2 separate regions of the Homo sapiens genome follow, and region 2 is linked to region 1. A link is an interaction called in ENCODE POLR2A ChIA-PET data of the cell type or tissue named here. Cell type or tissue: CD4-positive, alpha-beta T cell. All regions are shown on one strand.

Evidence for each region. ChIA-PET counts read pairs that join two places held together with the same protein. Peaks named below come from ENCODE experiments on the same cell type or tissue, not always from the same donor. Only the 100,000 strongest peaks of a DNase experiment are listed, where the experiment ranks them.
Region 2: POLR2A ChIA-PET joins it to region 1 with 6 read pairs; 2 of 35 experiments call an interaction of 5 or more read pairs at or near these places.

The regions. Positions count from the first base shown.
Region 1 is chr3:131,037,492-131,045,491 of GRCh38, reverse strand. All of the region lies in intron 3 of NEK11 (NIMA related kinase 11), which reads right to left. Among named protein-coding and RNA genes, the nearest start is that of NEK11, 15 kb to the right of the region's middle. RefSeq lists an enhancer at 2,207-3,017. In CD4-positive, alpha-beta T cell, no CTCF peak of the experiment used is centred here; a DNase peak (open chromatin) is centred at 3,011.
Region 2 is chr3:131,176,028-131,184,027 of GRCh38, reverse strand. All of the region lies in intron 14 of NEK11 (NIMA related kinase 11), which reads right to left. Among named protein-coding and RNA genes, the nearest start is that of NEK11, 150 kb to the right of the region's middle. In CD4-positive, alpha-beta T cell, no CTCF peak of the experiment used is centred here; no DNase peak of the experiment used is centred here.

The sequences.
Region 1 (8,000 bases):
TAAAACTGAAAATCCACTCCAAAAGGAACTCTCAAAACCATGGAAATACATTGAAATTAAATAACCTGCTCCTGAATGAGTGTTGGGTGAACAATAAAATCAAGATGGAAATTTAAAAATTATTTGAAGTATAATAGTGACAAAACCTATCAAAACCTCTGGGATACCACAAAGGCAGTGGTAAGAGGAAAATTCATAGACTTAAATGCCCAAATCAAAAAGTCTAAAAGGGCACAAATAGACAATTGTCGATTTTAGGTCTTTCTTGCTCACATCAAAAAGTCTAAAAGGGCACAAATAGACAATTGTTGATTTTAGATCTTTCCCATTTTCTCCTGTGGGCATTTAGTGCTATAAATTTCCCTCTAAACACTGCCCTAGCTGTGTCCCAGAGATTCTGGTATGCTGTGTCTTTGCTCTCCTTCATTTCAAAGAACTTATTTCTGCCTTAATTTTCTTATTTACCCAGTAGTCATTCAGGAGCAGGTTGTTCAGTTTCCACGTAATTGGGCAGTTTTGAGTGAGTTTCTTAATCCTGAGTTCTAATTTGATTGCACTGCGGTCTAAGAGAGGGTTTGTTATGATTTCTGATCTTTTGCATTTGCTGAGGAGTGTTTTACTTCCAATTATGTGGTCGATTTTAGAATAAGTGCTATGCGGTGCTGAGAAAAATGTATATTCTGTTGATTTGGGGTGAAGAGTTCTGTAGATGTCTATCAGGTCTGCTTGGTCCAGAGCTGAGTTCAAGTCCTGAATATCCCTGTTAATTTTCTGTCTTGTTGATCTGTCTAATATTGACAGTGGGGCATCAAAGTCTCCCACAATTATTGTGTGGGAGTCTAAGTCCCTTGGTAGGTCTCTAAGAACTTGCTTTATGAATCTGGGTGCTCCTGTATTGGGTGCATATATACCTAGGATAGTTGGCTCTTCTCGTTGCATTGATCCCTTTACATTATGTAATGCCCCTCTTTGTCTCTTCTAATCTTTGTTGGTTTAAAGTCTGTTTTATCAGAGACTAGAGACTAGGATTCCAACCCCCCCCCCCACCTTTTTTTTTTTTTTTTTTTTTGCTTTCCATTTGCTTGGTAAATAGTCCTCCATCCTTTGTTTTGAGCCTATGTTTGTCTTTGCACGTGAGATGGGTCTCCTGAATACAGCACACCAATGGGTCTTGACTCTATCCAATTTGCCAGTCTGTGCCTTTTAATTGGGGCATTTAGCCCATTTACATTTGAGGTTAATATTGTTATGTGTGAATTTGATCCTATCATTATGATGCTAGCTGGTTATTTTGTCCATTTGTTGATGCAGTTTCTCCATAGTGTTGATGGTCTTTACATTTTGGTTTGTTTTTGCAGTGGCTGGTACCGGTTTCTCCTTTCCATATTTAGTGCTTCCTTCAGGACCTCTTGTAAGGCAAAATCCTCAGTATTTGCTTGTCTGTAAAGGGTTTCATTTCTCCTTCATTTTTGAAGCTTAGTTTGGCTGGATATGGAATTCTGGGTTGAAAATTCTTTCCTTTAAGAATGTTGAATATTGGCCCCCACTCTCTTCTGGCATGTAGGGTTTCTGCAGAGAGGTCTGTTGTTAGTCTGATAGGCTTCCCTTTGTGGGTAAACCAACCTTTCTCTCTGGCTGCCCTTCACATTTTTTCCTTCATTTCAACCTTGGTGAATCTGACGATTATGTGTCTTGGGGTTGGTCTTCTTGAGGAGTATCTTTGCAGTGTTCTCTGTATTTCCTGAATTTGAATGTTGGCCTGTCTTGCTAGGTTGGGGAAGTTCTCCCGGATAATATCCTGATGAGTGTTTTCCAACTTGGTTCCATTCTCCCCGTCCCTTACAGGTACACCAATCAAATGTAGATTTGGTCTGTTCACATAGTCCCATATTTCTTGAAGTCTTTGTTCATTACTTTTCATTCTTTTTTCTCTAATCTTGTCTTCACACTTGATTTCATTAAGTTGATCTTCAATCACTGATATACTTTCTTCCACTTGATTGATTTGACTATTGATACTTGTGTATGCTTCCTTCATGAAGTTCTTGTGCTGTTTTTCAGCTCCATCACATCATTTGTGTTCTTATCTAAACCGGTTATTCTAGTTAGCAACTCCTCTAATTTTTATCAAGGTTCCTAACTTCTTTGCATTGGGTTAGAACACGCTCCTTTAGCTCGGAGGAGTTCATTATTATCCACCTTCTGAAGCATACTTCTGTCAATTTGTCAAACTCATTCTCCATCCAGTTTTGTTCTCTTGCTGGCGAGGAGTTGTGATCCTTTGGAGAAGTGGCATTCTGGTTTTTGGAATTTTCAGCCTTTTTGCGCTGGTTTTTCCTCATCTTCGTGGATTTACCTACCTTTGTTCTTTGCTGTTGGTGACCTTTGGATGAAGTTTTTGCGTGGTCATCCTTTTTGTTGATGTTGATGCTATTGCTTTCTGTTTGTTAGTTTTCCTTCTAACAGTCAGGCCCCTCTTCTGCAGGTCTGCTGGTATTTTCTGGGGGTCCACTCCAAACCCCGTTTGCCTGGGTATCACCAGCAGAGGCTGCAGAACAGCAAAGATTGCTGCCTGTTCCTTCCTCTGGAAGCCTCATCCCAGAGTGGCACCTGCCAGATGCCAGCCAGAGCTCTCCCGTGTGAGGTACCTGTCGACCCCTGCTGGAAGGTGTCTCCCCATCAGGAGGCACGGGGGTCAGGGACCCACTTGTGGAGGCAGTCTGTCCCTTAGCAGAGCTCGAGTGCTGTGCTGGGAAATCTGCTGCTCTCTTCAGAGTCAGCAGGCAGGAACGTTTAAGTCTGCTGAAGCTGTACCCACAGCCGCCCCTTCCCCCAGGTGCTCTGTCCCAGGGAGATGGGAGTTTTATCTATAAGCCCCTAACTGAGGCTGCTGCCTTTCTTTCAGAGATGCCCTGCCAGAGAGGAGGAATCTAGAGAGACAGTCTGGCTACAGCGGCTTTGTGGCACTGCAGTAGGCTCCACCCAGTTTGAACTTCCTGGCAGCTTTGTTTATACTGTGAAGGGAAAACCACCTACTCAAGCCTCAGTAATGGTGAACACCCCTCCCCCCACCAAGCAACAGCATCCCAGGTCGACCTCAGACTGCCATGCTGGCTGTGAGAATTTCAAGCCAGTGGATCTTAGCTTGCTGGGTTCCATGGGAATGGGATCCGCTGAGCAAGACCTCTTGGCTCCCTGGCTTCAGCCCCCTTTCCAGGGGAGTGAACAGTTCTGTCTCGCTGGCATTCCAGGCACCACTGGGATACAGGGAAAAAAAAAACAAAAAACAAAAACCTGCAGCTAGCTGGGTGTCTGCCCAAACGGTTGCCCAGTTTTGTGCTTGAAACCCAGGGCGCTTGTGGTGTAGGCCCCTGATGGAATCTCCTGGTCTGTGAAGACTGTGGGAAAGGTATAGTGGCTGAGCTGGAATGCACTGTTCCTCATGGCACAGTCCCTCACAGCTTCCCTTCGCTAGGGGAGGGAGCTCCCCAACCCCTTGCACTTCCGGGGTGAGGTGACGCCCCACCCTCCTTCTGCTCGCCCTCCGTGGGCTGTACCCACATCTAACCAGTCCCAATGAGATGAACCAGGTACCTCAGTTGGAAATGCAGAAATCACCCACCTTCTGCATTGATCTCGCTGGGAGCTGCAGACCAGAGCTGTTCTTATTCGGCCATCTTGCCCTGGAATCGCCTTTTGAATTTTTATAAAGTAGAAGTCTCCACTGAGTACTTCCAAGTACTCAATACTGAGTTCATGTCCAAGTATAGTTATGAAATATTGAGCCCTTGCCTCTTCATCCATCAGAACGGGATATTATTACCAGCTGAACACAACTTTTGCTGCTGAAACTAGTGTTGAACTAAAAAACTGTCCAATTAAAAAATGCATACACATATACACACCTTAAACACACACATACACACACACATATATATACGTGAGTATATATTTACGTATGTATACACATACACACACACACACAGAGTTTTTATGGTTATGTGAGCTAGCAAAATAATGCCAAAATAAGCTTTATCTGTGGGAAATTATCTACTGTTGTCAGTTTTCAAAACCTTTTGAATATGTACTTACTCCCTGCAAGTTCAATAGTCAACTGCTTTAAAGCTTACTTAAAATGCAATTTCAGATATGTGTCAGGTCCAATTCATATGGAACACCCAAATGTTTCATTTTTTAAGTAATGTTAAACTGCCTTGCAACTCACATCTGTCATTAATCCTTCCTGTAATTTTGATTACTAAAGCAATTCTAAAAATAATAGAAACTACTCATTAGAGCTCAATAATCTTTGCACCAAAATGTCTTTGAAATAGCAATATAAATTAAAAGCAGCTGATCACCAAATAGCAAATCCAATATTGCAAAAAGTGGATTGGCCGATATTATCCCCAAACTCACAGTGTATGCATTTGTATGAGGCTTATGAGATGAAAGACATAAGCAAAGAAAGAAGAGAGGAAATGAAGGGCTGTGGGGCCACAAATCTTCCTTGAATCTCCCCTGAAGGAAAGCAGCCATAGCTAAGTGATTAGGTTTTAAAGGGTTTCTCAAAATTCAAACTAATAGGGAAGTGGAAACATCAACCAAACTTTAATTAAAATGCTAAGTGACTGCTGCATGTGGGAGAGACTGAGAAAATTGACACCCAAACACATTCTAATCAGAAATTCAATGTTCCAAATTTTCCACTCTTAGAAAGTTGGAAACCTAGTATGTAGGACAATATTATCAACTACATTTTGATCTTCCTTCTTCACTTGCCCAATAAAGGTACCAAAAACAAAGCCTATGATTTTTCTCTGAGCTAAAAACAATAAAATTGGCTGGTATGAACCCAAGATTAAAAAGCAGCACTCAGCTGAAAGTATCAAGTTTCATAATGATTATCATTAGTAACTGCAAATTCAGCCAGTTTAACAATCTTAAGGGTTTTCATATATCATGGTACAGGGTTTTTGCTTTTTCTAAACACAATTGTTAAGGTACAATTGACATAATACACTGCACATATTTTAAGTGTATAATTTGCCAAATTTTGATATATGTATATACCCATGAAACATGACACCATCTCTACAATCATGATAATGAGCATATCCATCACCCCCACACATTTCATCAGGCTTAGTGTTTGCTTTCTTAATAACTAAAACTTTGGGTGTTTTTTTTTTCATATAACTACCCAAATAAATACAGCACTACTGTACTAATAAGTATGTTCTATAGCATGTCAAAGGTTCATAATTATTCATTCGTGAGTAGCAGGGACTAGGGCTTATAAGAGTATCTGAGAAATAAAAAGTGTTCTCGTTAAACTACGGAATGGAAATTCAATTTCACAGTATTTTAAAGCAATAAAGGTCACACAATATTAACTGCTTATTTTTGATACTACATAACATTATTTATACAATGCACAATTAGTGGAAGTAAACTACTTTTAGAACTCTGGTGCCAACAATGTTTATTTCCCACATAGATGTACAAATTACTCTTAATTAAATTTACAAATTACTCTTTCCAAAAACCAAGCTTAGGAATAACTGACCAAGAAACTATTACTAACATAAGGGTTGCTTGTCTCTCATGTTGACTTGTAAGTCATGCACATCACTCAAAGTGCACTATTTAAACATGGATGTTATGGCAACTAAGCTTTTTTCCCCAGGAAAATCAGTTGAAGAGTAATAAATTGATCCAGAAACTAATTTTAACTTGAGAATTTTCCCCCTTCTCATTTCTTTTAAATTTAAGTCATATACATATCTCATTTCAAGTTACTTAAGGGTGGATGATATCACAACTAAAATTTTCAGTTCAAAATAGGTATAAAGTTGGGTGCTGGCCAAAATTGCCTATATTACTCTTGAGAGACATTCATGCGTCAAAAAGGAACCAGATCGGTTTAGAAGGAAAGGACTGAGTAAAACAGATGCCTCCCTCAACTGATCCAGTTAAAGTAAGCAATGGTAAAAGGGAACTGCCTGCTGTCTGCCAGGAAGAGAGCTGGGCTGCCGGATGCACCAAAAGTTGTTGGAGGAAATATTCTCCCCAAAAGGCTGCTTGTGTAGAAACAACAGCAAGAAGGGCTAGTTACAGATTATACTTGAGGGTGTTGTGCTTGTTTTGGGGTCAGGAAATTAAAGTTAGCTGACTGAATATTCTAATATTCATCAACCATTAAGAATTCTGGATTTGGTTATTGAGGTTCCTCTGGACTCTATTAAAAATCAGCTCACTTTTTATTATAAAACATCTCGATGAAAAAAGCCCTTTTAGGGGAAGGAAAAAAAACCTACAAGGTAGACTACACCCATCAAATTTTGCTCTTGCATTTTTTGCACTCATCCTAAAATACTTTATTTATTGAATAAATGAGATACAATAACTTAATAGGCTTAACACAAAAATCTTGCACTTTAAAAATTTTAGGAAGTCAACAATGACAATGTAAAGGGATCAGCATATCCAATTACATTTATTATTACTATTATTTACTAGAATAGCTTAGATATTCCCCTATCTCATACATTTAAATGAAGAATGCTATTCCATATTTCATGGGATGTCATTCAGTGTTAGCCAAACCATTAGCTTCCCTACTCACAAATCCACCAGAACAACACATTGAAAGAACAGAGTGGAATGATAAATTTAAATAAGTCTGAAAATCTAACAAGTATACTATTGTAATTTGAATATACTTTTACTGCTGACACTAATACGGCTGTAATATTTTAAATACATCACTTTTGTTTTCTTTCAAACAACAGTAATGTAAGAAAAAAGAATTATTTTTAAGAAGAATTTTTGAGTATTGTTGCCTTCTTCCTAACTGTTGTCTTCTTCCTAAATGTTTCTTGGCAATTCAGTCTTAAAAGGAGGCTTTTTTGGCCCCCTGCCTAAGCCAAAAAGAAACTGAGGGTTTCCCTGCAGCCTACTCATTCTAATATTTTATTAGTCATTTCTGATCTGTAAATATTAAAAACCAGATAGAAAGCACACGGATTCTTTTATGCTAACACATGCAGCAAAGCGGCCTTAGGAAAGTCATTTATCTCAGAATATTGACTTCATTACCATGATTGAAACTAATCAAAGTAACTATGTGCCCTTGCATTTTCTTCTCTCCTTATCCATTCCATCTCCCAAACTTTAAATATAAGATGGCCAGAAGCTCAGAGGCTTGACCTTATTGTGTGCAGAGAACTGACAAAGCCCAAAGTGAAGTCCAAGTTCAAATGTACTCTTTCTATATTTACCTAGAGGAACCTAAGCACAAGATTCCGAGAATCTGAACTGTTTTTAATATTAATTTTAGTATTAAAATTTTTAATATTTTAATATGCTTTCATGTTATACTTTCTCTTAAAAGATAAGCAGGAAGATTTTTTTTTTAACTGTGAGAAACTGAAAGAAACTGTGTTTTGAGGTCTGGCAAGGCAAAATAGAAAGAAATCATTAGTTTCTTCCAAATTGTTTTCATAACTCTCCACGGCGTAAACCACTGAATCCTATTAAATTAACTCGTCCCACTCAATAAACCCACTATCCCATCACAGATAACCACTGGAGAGAACTCCTAGACATAATATAGAAATAGTAGCTTTAATAAGAATACATAGATTGAGTTCAAAGTTGGACTCATTAAATCTATTGATGTTTTGTTTAAAATGACTCAAAATTGAAAGTAAAGATATGTTAAAATGATTAAATAAATCAGACAGAAATATCCATAAATAGGTATTAGTAGGTACAATATATAAATATTAGCTTTGCTAAAGGTGATCAGCTATTAAATGGCAGAAATTACAGTCACAATCTGAATTATTGAAAGTGTATTTTTAATATTACAAAAACCCACACATTTTAGTAAGAATTATTATTCCTGCTGGGCATGGTGGCTCACGCCTGTAATCCCAGCACTTTGGGAGACCAAGGCAGGTGGACCACGAGGTTAAGAGTTTGAGACTAGCCTG
Region 2 (8,000 bases), 140 kb before region 1:
CATGATGGCACCAAAGAATCGTGGAGTTCCTAGGGACAGGTAAGAAGATGGCCTCTGCGATTATAAAAAGTCGAGAAACAACAGATGCTGGCAAGGCTGTGGGGAAATAGGAATGCTTTTACACTGTTGGTGGGAATACAAATTAGTACAACCATTGTGGAAGACAGTGTGGTGATTCCTCAAAGGCCTAGAACCAGAAATACCATTTGACCCAGCAATCCCATTACCAGTATATACCCAAAGGAATATAAATCATTCTGTTATAAAGATACATGCACATGTATGTTTATTGCAGCACTATTCACAATAGCAAAGACATGGAATCAACCCAAATGTCCATCAGTGATAGACTGGATAAAGAAAATGTGATACATATACACCATGGAATACTATGCAGCCATAAAAAGGAATGAGGTCATGTACTTTGCAGGGACATAGATGGAGCTGGAAGCCATTATCCTCAGCAAACTAACACAGGAACAGAAAACCAAACACCACATGTTCTCACTTATAAGCTGGAGCTGAGCAATGAGAACACATGGACACAGGGAGGGGAAAAACACACACTGGGGCCTGTCATGGGGCCAGGGGGAGGGAGAGAATCAGGATAAATAGCTAATGCATATGGGGTTGAATACCCAGGTGATGGGTTGACAGGTGCCATAAACCACCATGGCACATGTTTACTTATGTAACAAACCTGCACATCCTGCACACATATCCCAGAACTTTAAATTTTATTTAATTTTAAAAAAAGAAGTTGGCCTGTGAACATGTTAGCATAGTCAGGGCAATGACCTACTCTCCTCAAACATGGCACAGAGCTAAAGGGGCCAAGGGAAACATTTTAAAATTTTTTCTAAAATCTGCTCTTTCTTAATCGGTAGTCACCTTTCAGCCCTCTCAAGTATACCACTAAAATTTTTCATTTGGGATGTCAAAAACACACAAAGGTTGGTCCTGTTCAAAATGTATAATCTCACAAATAAAAGGAGGCTAAATTTATTTGACTAGACACCATATGCTCATAAGCAACTGCTTATGCAAATTGTCAAATTATTATATCTTAAAATGGATTTGTGGGAGGTAGAGGGTGGAAGGAAAGAAGCAGGTTAATTTAGCTTTATGCTATTTGAAGCCAAGAAAACAGGTCATGTGGAATTGAGCTGGAAGAAGGGTTGAGTTTTTTCATTTCTTCTAGAGTCAAAAGAGAAAATCAATCTGAGATATAAAAAAGGGTAAAGTCTCTTTGATTTCTACAACCCAAAATGCCCAGGCGCCAATGCATGCAATGAAAGACTGCAGGCATCTTAAACTCACCTACAAATATTTACTTTGCCAGCTAATCTTCAATAGTAAGAAGAACTCCCATTAATAATTTAAACGAGCCTTGGCCAGAAAAAAAATTCAGACAAATGAAGGGGTTAGCAGGAAAGGATCATCAAGGTTAGCTGTGAAGGTAGGTAGGTATGTTTATACTACACATTCATATAAATATATCCCCACATGTGGATGCCAGTGCACAGAACAATGAGATGGGTTTGCAAGAAACCCATCCTGCAAGATCAGAGACAAGTCTACCTGGTGAGTTATAAATGCTGGCGACTTCACATACTTCCCTGAAGACAGAAGTGGAAAATTGACGATAAAGGAGAGAATAAGTCAAATTCATTATACTGCTCACACTTATACACACTATTATGAAATGCAACGATCATTTTGGATCTTTTTAGTGGTTTCCTATTTTTCCTTTTTTGAGTTTTTTAGAAGCAAGAGAAAAAGAGAAGTCAGTTGAAAATGTTGTTACTGATGAGTGAAAAAGATATTAGGTTTTGCTGCCATAGTTACTTGCCAGAAAGTTCTTTTTTCTTTTCTTTTTTTTTTTTTCTGGAGATGTGCTATTTCACTTCAAAAAATGAAAGAGTTTGACAGGTGATTCTAGGGGATCTCTCACTTACAACAATTAGTATCTGGTACTGAGGTGGCCCTTAATGTCACAAAACAAAATAGGAAGTTCCTTTATAAAAATCAAAGAATATTAATTAAAATGCCTATCATAAATTTCTAAATTAAAGTCTGGCCTAAACACCAAAGCAAGCTATTTCAATCACTTCAACAAAAAAAACTAGCATATGAATCAAAGATGGTGGTTATTTGACTGGAAGCAGACATAATCCAATATAGCTGTATTAGTTTTCTATGTCTACTGTGACAAATGACCACAAATTTTGTGATTTAACATAACACAAAGTTATCTTTTCTTTTTTTTTTTTTTTTTTTTTGAGGCGGAGTCTCGCTCTGTCGCCCAGGCTGAAGTGCAGTGGTGCGATCTCAGCTCACTGCAAGTTCTGCCTCCTGAGTTCACGCCATTCTCCTGCCTCAGCCTCCCAAGTAGCTGGGACTACAGGCGCCCGCCACCACACCCTGCTAATTTTTTGTATTTTTAGTAGAGATGGGGTTTCATCGTGTTAGCCAGGATGGTCTCCATCTCCTGACCTTGTGATCTGCCCGCCTTGGCCTCCCAAAGTGCTGGGATTACAGGCGTGAGCCATTGCGCCCAGCCAACACAAAGTTATCTTTTAGTTCTGTAGATCAGAAGTCTGACATGGATCTCACCAAGCTAAGATACACTTGTTGGCAGGGTGCCTTCCTTTCTGGGGGATCCAAGGAGGAAGAATACATTTCCTTCCCTTTTCTAGCTTCTAAAGGTCACCTGCTTTCCTTGGCTCATTGTCTCCTTCCTCCATCTTCAAAGCTAGCAATGTTGGGCCAATTCCTTGTCTCACTGCCATCTCTCTGGTTCTCCCCTGTCTGCCTCCCTCTTCTACTTCTAAGAACCCTTGTGGCACTGAGAGCATCCAAATAATCAGAATAATCTCCCTATCTGATTAGCAACCTTAGTTCCATCTGTAACCTTAATTCATTCCCCTCTGTCATGTAACTTAACATATTCACAGGTTCCAAGGATTAGGACAGCCTTAGGACATCAGGATTTTAAGGACATCTTTGGAGCCCATTCTTCTTCCTACAATAGTAACTTTCGTTAGCTGGCAGAAATGAGGAGCTAAGAAAGACTGTAAATATTGCCCTTACAAATATAACCCTGTCCTCCAGCAGTTTTAGCAAGGCTTCATATGGCCCCAATATAGAATTTTACATATTATAGACTGAATTAAGAGATTCAAGAACCAACTTAATAAATGCCTCACATATATTGCACATTTGAACACCTCTGAAATGGAGATGCATCTTAAAATAGACGGCATATCATAATTTCATGGACAGTAGTTTTATTAATGATATATAATATAATGATTCATCTCAAAATTGATGGTGTCTTTGATTCTGTAAAGTACAATATGATATTTCTCAATTGTATTGGTCAGGCTAGGCTACACTTGCTGCTGTAACAAATACGCCTGCTGACCTAGGTAACAAGGGATTTATAGCTCATTCCTTTTTTAATTATATTTTGCTTTTTAGGTTTAATCAGGAAATTTAAAACTAAATAAAATATTGTTTTTGTCATCAGTTTTATGATAGAATATGAAGAAATAAGCCTATTTTATAATAGTTCATTTTGGTACAAGTCAATATATTATTTTGTAAAAGAATAAAGGTATTTGTTTCTCTATCTAATTGGAACATAAATTTCACATGATTCAATTATATATTTGGGTTTTGTTCATTACCCTAATTTCAGAGTCAGGTAACTAAGATAGACTGTTGTGGTAAGATCAGTAGTGTTCACCCATATCTGATTCTCTCCTCCTTGGGCACAGGAAAGACTGTACTTCCCAGGCCCTTTGTGGAAAGTTGGGCCACATGACTAGTTTTAGTCAATGAAATTGCAAGGAAGTAATTTTCAAGCTGAAGAATTTATGTGTGGGTGTGCTACTTCCAATCTACTTCTGCTGCTTGTGGGAACATTGAAAGCCAAATGCTGAGATGGTGGTGGTATAAAATAGAAGAAGCCTTGGTCCTTAGTCACTGCACAGGGAATATCTGCCCTGAGAGATTCTTTCCCACATAGGACTTTATAGGAATGAGCTATAAATCCCTTGTTACCTAGGTCAATAGGTGTATTTGTTACAGCAGCAAGTGTAGCCTAGCCTGACCAATACAATTGAGAAATATAATATTGTACTTTACAGAATCAAAGACACCATCAATTTTGAAATGAATCATTATATTATATATCATTAATAAAACTACTGTCCATGAAATTATGATATGCCGTCTATTTTAAGATGCATCTCCATTTCAGAGGTGTTCAAATGTGCAAAACTGTGTATTTTAGACTGGATGAAATATGGTATATGTCTAATTGTAAGGAAACCTAGAAAATTTTAAGACTTGACTCATTTTCCAATAAGAATATCAAACTTGAATGTTGAACTATTAGGAGTATAAGTCAAACAGATAAATTTCTATTTATAATACATTGTTAATTTAGTAACAAATTTAAACTTATGTTCCCATATTATATAAAATATTTAGAGCTACTGCTTTTTTCCCACTCTGAAATTTCATGAAATACAATTATTTAAACTCCTCACATGCATACAGACTAAGTGTCCTTGTCATGACTATGAGTTGTGCAACTCCTTACTTCCAGCTCATATTTTTCAGATAAAGCTCTCCTTGAAATCTGCATAGGAAACTGTCAGTACAAGTTCTGTCCTTTTCTTAGCCTATCTGTGCTATTGTCACAAAATACCACGGACTGGGTAATTTATAAAGAACATAAATTTATTTCTCACAGTCCTGGAGGCTGGGAAGTCCAAGATCAAGGCAACAGCAGGTTCGGTTGTGTGGTAAGGGCTGCTCCCTGCTGCCAACATGGCGTATTATTGCTTGATCCTCTGCAGTGAAGGAACACTGTGTCCTCACATGGTGGAAGGTAGAAGAACAAGAGGGATGAACTCACTCCATCAAGCCCTTTGATAAGGGCACTTAATCCCATTCATAAGGAGGGAGTCCTCATGAGTGAATTGCCTCTTAATGACCCCACCTCTTAATACTATCACACTGCCAACAACTGAGTTTTTGAGAGCAGACATTCAAGCCATAACAATCTTAAAGTACAAGTACAGTCATGCACTGCATAATGACGTATCAGTCAACAACGAACCACATATACAGTTGTGGTCCCATAAGATAATAATTAAACTAAAAAATTCCTATTACCTAGTGACGCAGTGTAAACACACATACTGCACTGTCAGTCATATAAAAGTATAGGGCATACAAGCATGTACAATATAATCATAATTATGTTACTACTTTACATATTTACTATACTATACTATTATCATTATTTTATAGTATACTCCTTCTACTTATTTAAAAAATGTTAACTGTAAAACCTTCAGGAGATATTCCAGAGGAAGGCATTGTTATCATAGGAGGTGACAGGTCCCTGCATGTTATTGTCCATGGAGATCTCCCAGTGGGACGAGATATGGAGGTGAAAGGCAGAAGGCCTAGGCTAATATGTGTGTTCGTGACTTCGTTTTTAACAAAGAATTCAAAAGTTAAAAGAATTAATGTTAAAAATAGAAAATGCTTATAGAATGATATAAAAAAGAAAATATTCTTGTACAGCTGTACAATGTGTTTGTGTTTTAAGCCAAGTGTTATAAAATAATCAAAAAGTTTTAAAATTAAATTGTATAAAGTAAAAAAGTTACAGTAAGCTGAGGTTAATTTACTGTTGAAGAAAAATATTTTCAAAATAAATTTAGTATAGCCTAAGTGTTATATATACAGTGCTTATATATAAAGTCTACAGTAGTAAACAGTAGTGAATATCCTAGACCTTCACATTCACTCACCACTCACTCACTGACTCACCCATGGCAACTTCCAGTCCTGCAAGCTCCATTCATAAGTGCCCTATACAGGTGTACCATCTTTTATATTGTGTTTTTACTGTCTATTTTCTGTGTTTAGATATACAAATACTTACCACTGTGTTACAATTGCCTACAATATGCAGGACAGTAATATGCTGTACAGGTTTGTAGTGCAGGAGCAACAGGCTATACCATGGAGCCTAGATGCGCATTAGGCTATAACATCTAGGTATGTGCAAGTATACTCTCTGATGTTTGCTTAAGGATGAAATTGCCTAATGACACATTTCTCAGAACATATTCCTGTCATTAAGCAGTACATGACTGTATTCACGTGAGTGATATTTGAATAGGTTTTTTGTATGTTGTTGTTCATCCTGTGTCTGTAATTTTTATAATATAACTACTTACTATTCTTTTTAAAGTGCTTTCCAAAGACTTGTTAACAAAGACATCCCAGTTTTTCAACCTACGCTAGGGCAACAGTCAGGTTCACAACCTCAGTACTGTAAGGCAGCATAGGATATGTTCTAAGAAAGGAGAAAAATGATCAGGGAGATTAGTCAAAGAGTCCTGGTAGGAGACATCTTCTCACGTCGAATCAAGGAGGACGTCTTTGAGCTGGGTCTTAAAAGATAAGTCCGATTCTAACAAGTAGACAAGAGGTGATAAGCACCATCTAACCATTCTATATCTGTTTTGGTAGTAATAGCTCCTGTCACTGATTGAGCGAAATACAGTAACAGACATGTATGTTACTGTATGTTAACATATGTGTTATATCAAATACATGTTGTCTCACTTAATACAGTAAATTTTTCAGATTGGTATTACTAACTGCATTTTATTGATGAAAAACAAATTTGAAAACTGCAGATGACAGAAATTATGTTCCTTAAAATCACAGTGCAATCACATGGGAAAGTCAGGACTCAAAGGCAGATCTGAAAGATTCCCTTTCATATGGCAGCTTAGCTTTCTTTGGCCATCATAACAATGTTCTCCAAGTGGTAAGCACATAAGTATGGAGCACAACTGTGAAACCTGCATGCATGGAAAATAAATTCATCAACTAAAGGAAAACCATACCGTGGTATATGCAGAGCACTGTCTGAAACACACATTCTATAAGGTTTTACTCTATTACATTTGTTTCTATCCAACCTTAAAGCTATGATTGATACTTATTTAATTTTCTGCTTAATTGATTTGTTCCAAATCTGAGCCATGATGACCCAAGCAAGGCCACTTAAGGATGCCCTCTGCCTTATTAGCATGACCTTTAGTATAATAACTACTATATGATTTATATTTAGCTAAGTGATGATCCATGGGATGACATATAGCCTTCCCAGGCGGTTTACTTATTTTGAGATGTCCGTGGGTGCTGGTTTTCCCCATGAATACCTGACGTTCTGGGACTAATTTTCCCCCTATTTATATTACGTTTGCTTAGGATGCCATGTCAAAGTGGCTTGTTGGGCAGGTGTTAGACAGCACCCAGCTTAATTTTTCAAATTGGATATAATCTTTGAAATTTTAGTTAGTGACTTGTCGTACAGAAGGAACACTCTAAATTATTAAATATGCCTCAGGGTGGAGAATCAGCACATCTTCATTCAGTATTAGATTCATTCTAATTATCCTCTAGAACTCAGAAATTAGTGAGAACTGCAGGCATCTTTATTCCTGAGAGCAAGTATTAGAGTCAGGTGGAAACACTATTATGAAATGCAAATGTAACTCAGTGGAATAAGTGACAATTATGAAATAAAACCACCATCAATTTATCTTTATAAATCAAGTCTTGAAGACATCTAAAGCTCCAGAAGTGACGGAAGATCTAGGAATGTGGAAGTAACCCCTGGCATTTGTTTGGTCTTCTTTTCTGAGAACTAAAGAGCCAGGCAGCTCCACCAGCTTCTCCATCTTGGGCTGGGCATTGGAGTCTGAGCTATCACCTTTTGTTGTATTATGCTCCAGTGGCCTTAGTGAGCACTAGGTCCTTTTAGATCTGCTGGTAGGGCTCTCTGCTACTCAGATGTGTGCACCTCCACCCCCAACTATAAAGACTGAAGAGAGAGGAGCTAAAAGATCCCTGTCCCTTATCTCCAAATAGCCAACTTTCCTCCTTGGAAAGGA